Linked DNA regions of Homo sapiens: regions 1, 2 and 4 are each linked to region 3. The links are chromatin contacts, found by Hi-C or POLR2A ChIA-PET in ENCODE. All regions are on one chromosome and are shown on one strand. Each heading gives the region's core, a stretch centred on a gene start or an enhancer-like site at or near the end of the contact. The rest is flanking DNA. Distances are from core to core; before and after follow the strand shown.

The links. Hi-C counts contacts between places; a loop is a spot of excess contacts on that map. ChIA-PET counts read pairs that join two places held with the same protein, here RNA polymerase II (POLR2A). Pooled maps may share reads with other maps.
Region 1: a map of natural killer cell shows a loop between it and region 3 (5-fold over the local background). The contact joins two enhancer-like sites. A Hi-C loop is called at or near these places in 4 of 168 maps with a recorded cell type or tissue (CD4-positive, alpha-beta T cell, naive thymus-derived CD4-positive, alpha-beta T cell and natural killer cell) and 7 of 50 pooled maps. POLR2A ChIA-PET finds 5 or more read pairs at or near these places in 9 of 52 experiments (CD4-positive, alpha-beta T cell, MCF 10A, PC-3 and 6 more).
Region 2: a map of naive thymus-derived CD4-positive, alpha-beta T cell shows a loop between it and region 3 (4-fold over the local background). The contact joins two enhancer-like sites. A Hi-C loop is called at or near these places in 5 of 168 maps with a recorded cell type or tissue (CD4-positive, alpha-beta T cell, CD4-positive, alpha-beta memory T cell, naive thymus-derived CD4-positive, alpha-beta T cell and 1 more) and 9 of 50 pooled maps. POLR2A ChIA-PET finds 5 or more read pairs at or near these places in 14 of 52 experiments (A673, CD4-positive, alpha-beta T cell, CD4-positive, alpha-beta memory T cell and 10 more).
Region 4: a loop to region 3 is called in a map of heart right ventricle, with 2.3 times the contacts of the local background. The contact joins two enhancer-like sites. A Hi-C loop is called at or near these places in 8 of 168 maps with a recorded cell type or tissue (A673, B cell, Right ventricle myocardium superior and 4 more) and 7 of 50 pooled maps. POLR2A ChIA-PET finds 5 or more read pairs at or near these places in 11 of 52 experiments (A673, CD4-positive, alpha-beta T cell, MCF 10A and 7 more).

What each region holds. Positions count from the first base shown.
Region 1 is chr12:89,224,767-89,227,670 of GRCh38, reverse strand. All of the region lies in intron 1 of LOC105378255 (a long non-coding RNA gene), which reads right to left. Among named protein-coding and RNA genes, the nearest start is that of DUSP6, 130 kb to the left of the region's middle. Within about 2 kb of position 1,635, at least 5 of the 41 ENCODE cell types and tissues checked have a DNase peak (open chromatin) inside an H3K27ac peak, as active enhancers do.
Region 2 is chr12:89,243,327-89,246,504 of GRCh38, reverse strand. No RefSeq gene overlaps it. Among named protein-coding and RNA genes, the nearest start is that of DUSP6, 110 kb to the left of the region's middle. Within about 2 kb of position 1,649, at least 3 of the 41 ENCODE cell types and tissues checked have a DNase peak (open chromatin) inside an H3K27ac peak, as active enhancers do; they include A673, where a contact is called at or near this core.
Region 3 is chr12:89,279,630-89,282,834 of GRCh38, reverse strand. It overlaps the pseudogene RNU7-120P. Among named protein-coding and RNA genes, the nearest start is that of DUSP6, 71 kb to the left of the region's middle. Within about 2 kb of position 1,819, at least 6 of the 41 ENCODE cell types and tissues checked have a DNase peak (open chromatin) inside an H3K27ac peak, as active enhancers do; they include A673 and heart right ventricle, where a contact is called at or near this core.
Region 4 is chr12:89,332,458-89,335,424 of GRCh38, reverse strand. No RefSeq gene overlaps it. Among named protein-coding and RNA genes, the nearest start is that of DUSP6, 19 kb to the left of the region's middle. Within about 2 kb of position 1,429, at least 5 of the 41 ENCODE cell types and tissues checked have a DNase peak (open chromatin) inside an H3K27ac peak, as active enhancers do; they include A673 and heart right ventricle, where a contact is called at or near this core.

The DNA of each region.
Region 1 (2,904 bases), core at 386-2,885, 55 kb after region 3:
TGGAATTTGCCAGGGAATTTTCTTTTCTTTTCTTTTTTTAAAAATTTTTCTTTTTAAATTGTCTGATGTTTTTTGTTCTTTAATTTTTTTTTCAATTTTTAAAAATTTTTATGGGTACATAGTAGGTATATATGTTTATGGGGTACATAAGATGTTTTGATATAGGCATGCAATGTAAAATAACCACATTATGGGGAATGGGGTATCCATCTCTTCAAGCATTTGTCCTTTGAGTTACAAACAATCCAATTACAAGCTTTATGCCAGGGCATTTTCAATAATATTTAGCGAAAATGATTTTCCCAAGAACTCACCAAATACCAACAGAGCTAGCCATATGATTGTATTTCCTTGTCATGATTTTTTTTAGTTGAGTACTGGGATAGTTTATAGAGAGTTCATTATCCCAGAGGTTGAATATAGGGGAAGAAAAGGGGGTTGTGCAAAGAAACCCAAGTGAGCATTCATTACATGTAATTGAAAGCTAATCATCTCTTCATGGATAACTACTCTACAGAAAAGACCAGCCAAACCACTTAAAACCATCCACAAAGCTCGCTGGCCAGTTAGGACAATAATGCTGAAAAAATATTGCTATGCTCAATTTATTTGATTGCACCTTGTTTTATAGACTGCCTAATGATGAGTGCAGGTTCAAATTCAAATCAAGGAATTTTGCCTCAACAAATTCTTTTCTTCTGCTCTCCTGCACAAATCTAAAGATATTTATCATAAGAACTATATGTACCAAGATCTCACAGGAACATCACCACTGGGTCAGAAGCAAAATAAACTTCACCTGAGTCTGTCAAGAATTGTTTGATGAAATCATCTTTGGTCTGGGAGAGCGAGGTAATAACATATCAACTCAATTTTAAAGGTCCTGCTTACAGAGGACAGAGACAGCCCCCCCCACCCCCCAAAATGCTTTTATTTGCCCTGATACCTAAGATAAAGATTTTATTTTTCAGCAAAGTGATTAAAAATCCGGGTTTTTATTTAAAAATTCTGAGAGATTAGAGATCTAGCGAATTGTTTTTTGGTTTGGACAACAGTGACTCCTTTATACCACAAATATTTGGTAACACATTTTTATTTCTCATCCTTATTTCTCCACTGGAAAACCACTTTATGATAAATTCTGTAAATATTTATTGAAAAAATAAAATATACAGGTTTTATGCTTGGTGCTTCAAGTTTCAAGATGATTGTGTTTAAATCCCTTCTGCTGACGGCTCTTATATTTCTGAATTTGGCTCCCTTAAAATATTTTGTTTCATAGCCAAAGCCAAAAAACAAAACAAAACTATGTTTAAAAACACTACAGGGAAGAAGGAATCACTTCATTGCTTAGTTTTAAAACTACATGAATGACGTCGCTTTTGAGATGTGGAAATACCAGGGTAATTTTGTTTTACTAAAGGTGTATTTTCTTTTCCTTTTAAAGACATATAACAACTATTGTTTTTAACTGGTGAAAGAAAGAATTGGGTTTGGGGCTTTTCATGACCAGGTTAAGTAATTCAGAGCCTTGGTGCTAACAATGAAAGTGAGATTCCCTTTCACGGAAGGGCTGGCCCATTTGAAGTTGATGATTCCAGTCTGGCTGGTCCAACAGGTTTTTATTTCTTAAAGCTTTGAGCACCATGAGTCAGAGGGAGAGGAAGAGAGAGGGAGGACATGAGCTCACTACAGAGAGGTTGGTATTAGAGGAGAAGGGAAGGATTGTTTGTTGGACCCAAACCAGAGAAAGGAGTGGCTGTTATTGCAGCATAAAGCAATGAGCACTGTAGGGGAGCAGCTGAGCTGTTTGTGGAGTCAGCTTCAGGGCCTCAAGGCTGAACTTCCACAGGCAGCAAAAGCATGAGTTACCAGCCTGAAGTGTGAGCTGGTTTTAGAATCTTGTCCCAGTTTTTTTTTTTTTTGGTAGAGATGGGGTCTCACTATGTTGCCTAGGCTGGTTTCAAACTACTTGGGCTCAAGTGATCCTCCCACCTCAGCCTCCCAAAGTGCTGTGATTACTGGCGTAAGCCACTGCACCTGGCCCCCCTCTTTGGTTTTCTCTGCCTGGAAACTTGAGTTGAGAGGCGGGTGTCTCGCCTCTGCCCTTGACTCACCGACATCACACTTCCTTTCATCTGAGTGCTCTCTGAAGTGAGGTCACGTTGGTGAGCTCATCTATATTCAGGAGCCAGAAGAGCAAAGGAGAGCTTTTGCATGTGAAGATCTGCCTGGATGGAAGCTCTGATGTGATGGAAGCTCTTACTACCAATTGGCCAATGGTTCAGATTTTCTTAGAACTAAACTTTTTTTTTGGTCCAGATATGCTAATCAAATGAAAAATGAATTAGGCTGGGATTTCCTCTTCGTAGTCTAACCTTAATGAAAGGAATAATGAGAGAATCTATATTAAATAGGACCCTTTTCATACAAGTAACAGAAATGCAACCTCAAATGTCTCCTTTTAGTGCAGGCAAAAGGGAAGAGCAAAGGAGAGAACTGGGTCTGCAGGATCACTGGAAACAGAGACTTACATGCCTTCCAGTCTCTCTCTCTTTTAACTTTCACTTCTTTTCGACATGTTTTCCTACAGACCTCCTCCACAAGGTTACCTCCTTCTCAGACTCAGATCCTAAGCCTTGATATCAGAGAAGGATTGTCCCGTTTTTGTAAGTCCCAATTTGCAGATACTCAGGAAGGTCCAGCTCAGGTCACACGCAGCCTCTCTGCACAGTGGATGGGCTCTTGTGATTGGCAGTTCTCATGGGAACCATGTAGTGGCGTGAGGGAAGATGGAAATAGGAATGGGTGGGTCTGTGCCAGAAAAGGGAAGGGTGCTGGGCAGATGAAAGAATACATACCTATTACTACACAGAAAAAGGACTATATGTTTGTATTAATCAC
Region 2 (3,178 bases), core at 400-2,899, 36 kb after region 3:
CTGTGAATATTTTGAGACTTGTTTTTTTTGCCGGCTGTAACCAAGACTTACTATACCAATCTTAATTTATTAAAAAAAAAACCCCAATAACAACAAATACCTTAGGTTAAGAAACAGGTAACTGGATTAAGGCTGAGCACATAATCCCTGCTAACCTTGTGGTATGGTAGAAAAAGCACTGAGCTTGAAGTTGGCAGACACAGGGATACATATGGTCTTAGCCTTCATGTATCATTCAACAAATATTGACCAAGAACCTGTAAAAGGTTATTGATCACAGATTCTGTACCCAATAGTCTATGAGACACAAATAAAAGATACAATTGCTGCCTTCAGAGTGCACATGAACTTACTAAGAACACAGACAGGAAAACCAAGGATCATACCACAATGTAATGAACGTAAGAGAGAGCTGCTTAGCTTACCTTGCCTCTCCTATTTTATTACAATTTCTTTTTGGGGGGAATCACCTCTCCTCCTTTGTGTGAATTTAAGTGGGATGATAATTTCTAGTGACCAATGCTCACTAGACAAACTGAAAAGAGTGATCTTCCTCTCCCACCCTAGCACAGTCACAGGCTAGTTCAGACTAGTCATGAGACCCAAGGTTGGCCGATGAGACCCTCTTTTAGGATGTTGATACTAGGATGGAGAGAGTATATTCAGGGCATTCTGAACTGAAGTGAGGTAGAAACATCCAGTCCTGATGCTTTCAAATATAAGACAATTATACCCTCTGGTTCTTGGTTTTAACTCCCCTAAATCTTGGGCATTTGCAAGCTTGTTCCTCTATCTGCTATTGAGCCGCTGATACATTATACTTCCAACAAGTTCTCTTTTGGATTATTGGTTCTGGTTCTTGGCTTTAACTCCCCTAAATCTTGGGCATTTGCAAGCTTGTTCCTCTATCTGCTATTGAGCTGCTGATACATTATACTTCCAACAAGTTCTCTTTTGGATTATTTTGATTCAGTTCCTAATGCTTTCAGCCAGGGATCATGAAAGAGTATCATAATCTAGAGTTGGGGTGAAGGGAATAGTAGCTGTGGCAAGAGGGCAGCTTGGAGGAGGTAATGCCTGAGCAGTATCTTTAGGGACAAGAAGGGATTTACAAAGTAAGGAAGTGGGGGAAGGGAATTAGAGGTAGAGGAAATACCACATGCAAAGGTTTGGAGGTTAGAGCAGCTAGGGGTCGGTGTCACTCAGAGGAAATGCAAGTAGCTTTGGCGGTTGCTTTGTAGTTGTATATGTGTGCACATGTATGAGTGAGACAGAATTCGGAGAGCTGATGCCTGATAGGCCTCTAAAGAATATGTGGTAATCAGCTCTTTCCTCTATTAGCATAAACTATGCCTTAGTAATTGGGATGGTATCTAACCTGGCGTGGCTTCGAAAAGAGGCTTAGTAAATGTGTAGTGAAAAGATGTGACTGTTGAATTCAGTTCCTCTGAAATACTTTCTCCAAGATTTTTGGAGTTGGAAGGACTTTGTCAGGTCACCTGTGTCCTGGGTGCCAAAAATCTATGTCTTTTCTGGAGACTGTCCCTCAAAACTGTTAATTCTATTCCCTAGTTTAGGCAATATTGCACAGGGAACATTCCAGGCAGTTGGAAACTTTTCCTGTTTACATACCTCTGGAGAAGGAGGGACCAAGCATCATTCCTGTTGGACCCTTCAGTTTGTAGCAATGTTTTCTGCCAAGTAAGTTCCTCTTTATCTAACCGAAGTCATCTATGCTGCAACTTGCCTCATTTCCTGTTGCTCTCCCCTTAGAGGGTATGAACAGCATGGGCTTGTCACCCTCCTTGGTAATAACAACCTTTCATATGCTTGACGTTGATTACTAAATTGCCTTTAGCTTTCTCTTCCAGTTTTCTTAGTCTGTTTTTCAGCCTTTAATCATCTCTGTGGGTCTCTTCTCAACCACGTCCAAGTGCACAAAGTGCCTCTTAAAGCAATTTTCAGTTTCAAAACAAAACACCAAACTTCTAGGCTTGTTCCAACTGGCAAAATGAAATGACTTTCTAAGAAAAAAATATGAAAAAAAAAGATATTTCAGGGGTTCCTGGAATGTGAAATTATACTCTAACCAATTAAAGCAGGAATAAATCTTTTGATATTGGTCTTTTCAAGCTGATTTAGTTTTAAGTGAGGTTCTTGTCAAAAGAGTCCCTAAAAGAATTAGGAAAGATCAACATAATAAATGTTTATAGAGCACCCACTATGTGCCAGGCATTTGGCATGGTACTAAGAACTCATAGGTAAACACGACTTGATTCCTACTATCAAAGAGCTCATGGTCTAGGAGTTAAGGCAGAAATAAACAAAAGCCATTCAGTGTGATAGATACAATGGCAAATAAGAGAAAGAGGAAAAGTGGGGGCAGAAAGGAAGAAGGTGGCAAGTCTAGCTGGTGAGGTCAGGCTTGAGCAGATTCTTGAAAGAGGACTAAGAGGTTTTCAGTTTTGGAAGGTAGGTGAGGAAGGATGTTCCTTTTCTGGGCAGAGAGAGCAGCATGATAAGAGGTATGAAGACACGAAACAGCATGATGTATTTGGTGATTAGCTTAGGATGCCATAAGCATGTGGCAAGAGATGAGGATGAGATCACAGAGGGCTTCATGGACTACTCAGAGGAGTTTGGATTTTATGTGGCAATGGGAGCCATTAAGTGTTTGTGAGCAATGTAGTAATTTAGGAGAACTAGCTGCCTAGAAGAATCACTGGGCTAAGCAGAGCATATCAGAAGGAAATGGGGCTGAAGTATGGTTGTCCTGGAGACTGACACAAGAGCTAAGAGGTGGTGTGATTGACAGATGAGAAATGATGTAGACTGGGTGACCTGTGGCTCGGAGGAGATGCTCAATGAAGAAATTAAGAAGGAAATTGAAAAATGTCTTGAAATAAATGATAATAAGAACCCAACATACCAAAATCTATGGGATATAGCAAAAGCAATACTAAGGGGGAAGTTTATAGCTGTAAGTGCCTACATTGAAAAATAAGAAAAAATTCAAATAAACAACCCAATGATGCATCTTAAAGAACTAGAAAAGCAAGAGCAAACTGAATTCAAAATTAGTAGAAGAAAATAAATAATAAAGATCAGAGCAGAAATAAAGGAATTTGAAATGAAGAAAACAGTATAAAAGATCAATGAAACAAAAAGTTGTTTTTTG
Region 3 (3,205 bases), core at 570-3,069:
GACAATTAAATGGAAAAATGATTCCTGAAATTTTATTTTTTATAATTAATGCTTAGTTCAATTAGCAATGATGGGTATGTTTTGCTTAGTGCGCATTAACCACGTAAAACCCTCATGTAACCATAATATTCATCAATCACGACTATGCTGTTAGATTTATAATCAAATTAGCTGTTTAATTAAAAAACATGAGTGTTTTTCATTGGGTGATATTAGCATTCTGAAATGGTGTTAATAGGCCTGGAGAAACAAAACATTTAAAAAAGAGATTCAAATGAGAATAGCAAAAGCTAATAAAGTGTTAAGGTGACAAAAAACTACTCATACAGAATAATCTACTACTATGATGGAGGTTTTATAGATGCAAGATACATATTCACACATATATTTAACATTTTTCCCTTTGGTAGGTAGAAGATGAAGTAGAATACCAACATAAGAGCAATATGACTGGTTTCCAGTCTTTGATCTGCCACTAGTTTGTGACCATAGGAAAACCATCTTAACTTTTTTTCTGAACCTCTGTTGTTTTCATTTAAAAGAATGGAGAAGTGTTACAGCTCTTTTAAAATTTATCTAACAGGTTTTCTGTTTTTTAACTAGAAAACTCCCCATGGGAAAAAAAAATAGCGAGGAATCATATTTTCCCAGACAATTTCTTATGAGAGCCAGATAAGATTATGCATATCAGCTCATGGTAAAAGGCAGTAAACCAATATCAATTAAGAAATAATTTAGGGTTGGGTGCAGTGGCTCACACCTGTAATCCCAGCACTTTGGAAGGCTCAAGAGGGTGGGTTACTTGAGCCCAGGAGTTTGAGACCAGCCTGGGCAACAAGGCGAAACCTTTTCTCTACAAAAAATACAAAAATTAGCCAGGTGTGGTGGTGTGCACCTGTAGTCCCAGTGACCTGGTAGGCTGAGGTGGGAGGATGACCTGAGCCTGGGAGGTTGAGGCTGCAATGGGCCGTGATCGCGCCACTGCACTCCAGTCCGCCTTTCTTTTTGGGTCTCAGTGATCTATTGAAAACTCTGTTGTTCATATTGTCCTTTCCAAAAGATGGTGACTAAATCATTTAAGTTAGACAGCCAAGATTTAGCTCTGAGAACTAATTTTGGCTTATTGTACTCAACATATTTAAGACTGTCAGCAGTTTTTGTTCTCTCCAATGTTTAATAAGGTCAGGAGTTTAAAAAGAGAGCAATTTTCTTGATAAAGTTTTTCCTTCTTTTCCCTTTGGGAAACATCACTGTGCCTAACTGCTTTAATGCTGAAGTTGGCAGGGCTTGCAGGTTGGGAGCAAACAATAAAAAGTCCCTCGCTGAGACAGACTGTATGGAATGAATGCCCTGGGGAACTATACCCCTGCCCAACCCCCTCTGACCCCCCCAACTCAAAGGCCAGATGGGCTCTAGACAAACCCTGGGAGTGTGGGCAGTCTGGGGTAGTGGAGGCCAGCTGCTGTTCTAGGAAATTCCCTCTCTGAAAGACACATGGGAACCCTGTTTTGGTATCCAGAACAGTGCTGAAATGGTCAGAAATAGGACTAAAGTTGGTGGACTTTGCGTATGTACAGACAGAAACATCCTGCTTTCCAAAGAGCTGAACGCTGAGGGTCATTTATCTGTGGGATTCAGGGTACACTAAAGGTTTCTAGTTGAATTGGTTCTCATAACTTTTGTTGCATGTCTTACCTTTATGAAAAAGGCCTTTTCCAACAAGCTTATTTCATTGAAGTGTTATTGTCAGTCAGCTGAGCACGATGGAATGAATTTTGTTTGTTGTAAGGGCAAAGAAGCAGGCTAAAGAGGATGTGGTGAAAGATTCTACTTCCTGTCTATTCAAAGGATGTGAATAGACAGTTTACATAACAGAAAATTCAGTAGGCTCACATATGGTAAATCATACAGCTTTGTTTGCAAATAACAAAATACACATTAAAAAAGTTATAGCGTCTTTGAAAACCTATTAAACTCACAAAAATAAACAGAACCCCAAAATTCAATTATTTCTTGTGAGCAATGTGTCCAGGTTGTATGCTATGGTGAAAAGAATGCTGCATTTGGAATGCGAAGACTTAAATGTAACACAAACTGTGAGCAAGTTATTTACTTTTCTGAAGCTCAATTATTTTCTCATCTATAAAGGGTGGATAATAATATCTATCAACCTTATGAAGTTTATAACAGATTCATATAGGTGAATGGAAGAAATTTTCAAATGGCAAAGCACTGTATAAATATGTTTTTGTGTTTTTAATCAACAAATTAATAAGAGAAGTGACAAATTTTAGTTACTTATCCTTTTCAGAAGCATGTGGAATACAATTTATGAATGCACTAATTGTGTTTAGCAATTTCCCTTTTAGACACTGATGATGAACTAGCTAAATAAACCGTCTCAAAATGTGGGAATTACTTTTTAAAAATTACAATGTTGTGGGCTCTATCAGTACACTGACATTAAACTCAGATTTCACTGAGTTTATTTTGTTGGGTGATTTCATCAATGTTAACATAATTTAATCCACAAAATAATCATAAGTGGTAGATGTTATTCTTTCCATTTTAAAAATAGGAAACTAAAAGTCACCCAAGTTCTTAGTTGACTGATGCTTACATAAAATGATATTGAGTTGAAAAAAACTAAAAACAAAATGGTGTATGTGCATTTTACTTAACATTATATATGAATATGAGGACCTTAATGAATGGAAGACAATTTGAAGAAATACAAATATTTAGACCTAAGTACCTAAACACTTTTTATCTTAATTCTTTTTTAATTCTAAGAAAAAAGTGATTTTGTATCCTGGAACTTTGCTGAAATTGTTTGTGACAACTAGGAGTCTTTTGGAGGAATCTTTAGGGTTTTTTAGATATAGAATCATATTGCCAGAGAATAGGGATAAATTGACTTTCTCTTTTCCTATTTGGATGTCTTTCATCTCTTTCTCTTGCCAGATTGCTCTGGCTAGGACTTCCAGTACTATGTTGAATAAGAGTGGACATCTTTGTTTTGTTGTGGTTCCCATTACTGGTGAACTGAATTTTTAAAAATGTGCTATATATACACCATGGAGTACTATGCAGCAATAAAAAAGAATAAAATCATGTCCTTTGCAGCATCATGGTTGCAGCTGAAGGCCATTATTTTAAGTGAATTAATGCAGGAACAGAAAATCAAATACCGCACGTTCTAACT
Region 4 (2,967 bases), core at 180-2,679, 53 kb before region 3:
GTCACATATCAAAGAATGTACTAGAGGAGATATTGCAATGTGTGTGTGTGTGTGTGTGTGTGTACACCCACGTCCATGTGTGTACACCTGCATATGTGTTTCAATTGCTCTGAAAAGACTGATTGTCTTAGGAAGGAAAGGGACCATCCTAAGATGTAGATACTTTAGTTATTTATTTCCACTGTATATGCTGTTGACCTAGGATTCTGCACGTCCTCAGGGAGTGTCTCTTCCAGGCCTTTTCCAAAAGGTGATTGGCAAGGGAAGTTCTTCTAAAAGAGATAAGTGGCTTCTAAAAGTAAACTCAGAATAAATGGAGTACAAATTCTGTTTACGAAATATTTCCTGGTTGATGGCCACTAACGTGCAGCCCTGCATGACATGTTCTTTGAGGAATGAAAGAAGTGAAGTTGAATTCTGTTTCTCCATCATTTGGGAAAGATATTTACGAAGCCGTCCTGAGTAGAAGATTGCATCATTTCAGAGCAGAAACTCAAAACTATAGTAATGGATGCTACAGTGTGGGAGATGTGTTTACTTTGGAGACCATTGAGAGATGTGAGAGGCTTTTGAAAACTCATAACAAAATTTGTTCAGTACATTCTTTGTGATATGTTAAATTTGCAGAATTCTTTGCACGGCCACATGCAATTTCTGTGAAGTTCACTTCCTCTATGCCAAATATCCCTTTGCATTTTGTGTGGTTGAGCTTCAGAATTGTGGGGTTTTGCTGATGGTGGTTATTCTTAACAAAGTCTTTCCCTCACTCCTTGGAGGACAGATAGGAAAGGTACATGCATGAGCTAGTTGAGTCAAACATTTTCCAATTCTTCTGTTCCTCTTCTTTCTTTTCAAAACATGTATATATTTTTAAATATTTCATTTTTAGATGTTGAGTCTTAGTGATACTAATCTAGTACCATGATTCTTGTATTGATTCTGAATTTTCAAGATGATTTCTTCAGCCTAAAGATAGACCAATTTAAAGTCTAACTGTCTGATGAGGTGAAACCTATAATTATACAAAAAAAACAAAAAACAAAACAAAACAAAAAAAACGGGTGGGGGTGGTTACATGGGAAGAAAAGTGAAAGATTACTAGCTGACACCCAAAGACATAACCTAGCTTTTTCCCCCACCTGAGAAAAAGAAATAAATAAAAGCTAACCAAACAAAATATAAGGAGAACTGTAAATAAATAAATCACCATTGTCCCTGAGAACCTGCCTGCATGGGAAGGAGAGGTGGGCTATAGCCCATAAGGACCAGAGAAACAAGAAAGGAAGTGGGTGAGATTGCTACATGAGTAAGGTTCTGAGGAGTCATTAAAGCAAAAGGGAAACTAAATCCCACTGATGTGTAGATTCAAGGCTCCGAGAGGCCCTAAAAAGTGGGTGGAACTCCCAGGTCATCAGGAGGTCACAAAAGGACAGAGGAAGCTCAGGCAGCCTGGAGTCATGCTTTCTAAGGGAAACTAGAGTTAAGCCAGTTCTTTGACTTGGCTTAAGAAGTGTGCGTAAATCAACCTGTAGGGACGGGTGGGGAGAAGTGAGGTTTTAAAAAAATGTTTTGAAGCCTATTCCTTAATTTGAAGTGATAATCAGCATTTTTAGGTTGTTTTTTTTTTTTTATTTTAGGTGCACTGGAGATTTGTTTTGGTGGGAAGAAGGAATTCCTTCCTTCCTTCCTGCCTTCCTTCCTGCCTTCCTTCCTTCCTTCCTTCCTGCCTTCCTTCCTGCCTTCCTTCCTCTCTCTTTCTCACTTTCTTTCTTTCTTTTCTTTTCTTTTCTTTTTTTTTTTCAAGGTCTCCATATGTCACCTAGCTTGGAGGGCAGTGGCGTGAACATGGCTCACTGCAGCCTTGACTTCCCAGGCTCAACTGATCTTCCTTCCTGAGCCCCCTAAGTAGTCAGGACAACAGGTGCATGCCACCACGCCTGGCTGTATTTTTTGTTGAAATGGGGTTTCGCCGTGTTGCCCAGGCTGGTCTTGAGCTCCTGAGCTCCAGTGATTCGTCTGCCTCAGCCTCCCAAGTGTTGGGATTACAGGTGTGAGCCACTGTGCCTGGTCAGACTGAGCGAATTTCTTGACATGTGCCTAAATAAATTAATTTTATCTCTTTCTTTCCTAAGGTCACTCTTCCCTTTAGAACCCAGGACTTGGATTCATACGCAAGAAAACTTTCACAGAACCTACTTTTTGGGTCTGGGAGTAAGGCTGAATTGGGTGTATATTTCAGCTTCACCACTAAAGCACAAGCTATTGCCAAGACCTAGGCAAGACCAAGTGGCAACAATGTTAGTGGTGGTGCTGCCTAAACGTCAGGATTGTCAGGAGACCAATGGCTGTGAAATGCTTGGCATGGACATTGGCATATACCATAGTAACTGACTGATTCTGAGCAAGCCCCTCATCTCTCTTGACCTCAGTTTTCTCTTCTGTGAAAGAACCATAATGCTATTTTTTTCAGGGTTATTGTACACTTTAAATGTGATGATGTGTTTACTACCGTTCTTGACAAATTTTTCTTCAAGTCTTAGCTCAAAAGTCACCTCTTCTCAGAAGCTTTCTGAATTCTTTGAAAAGATTAGGAGTTGATTTAACATGGTCCCAAGGCAATTTGTCTTTGTTGCCATTGTATAGTTTCTCATATTCTATTATAGATGTTGGCTCAACTCTGTGCCTTCATCTTTGTGGCTTAGTGTCTTTTCATGTAGCATAGTTGTTAAAAACTAGGCTTTCAGATAGGTTGGACATTTTTGCTTAACAATACCCTGTGATGCTGAGCTAGTTACTTTTCTTCTCTGAAACTCAGTTTTCTCAACTATAAAATAGGAGCAGTAATACCTAGCTCATAAATACTAACGTTGACCTATCACCTAGGATGGTGCCTGGCACTACAATAATTATCTGTAGAATGCATGAACAAATAGAAGCACTGTGCATATTAATGAAATGCATATGGAA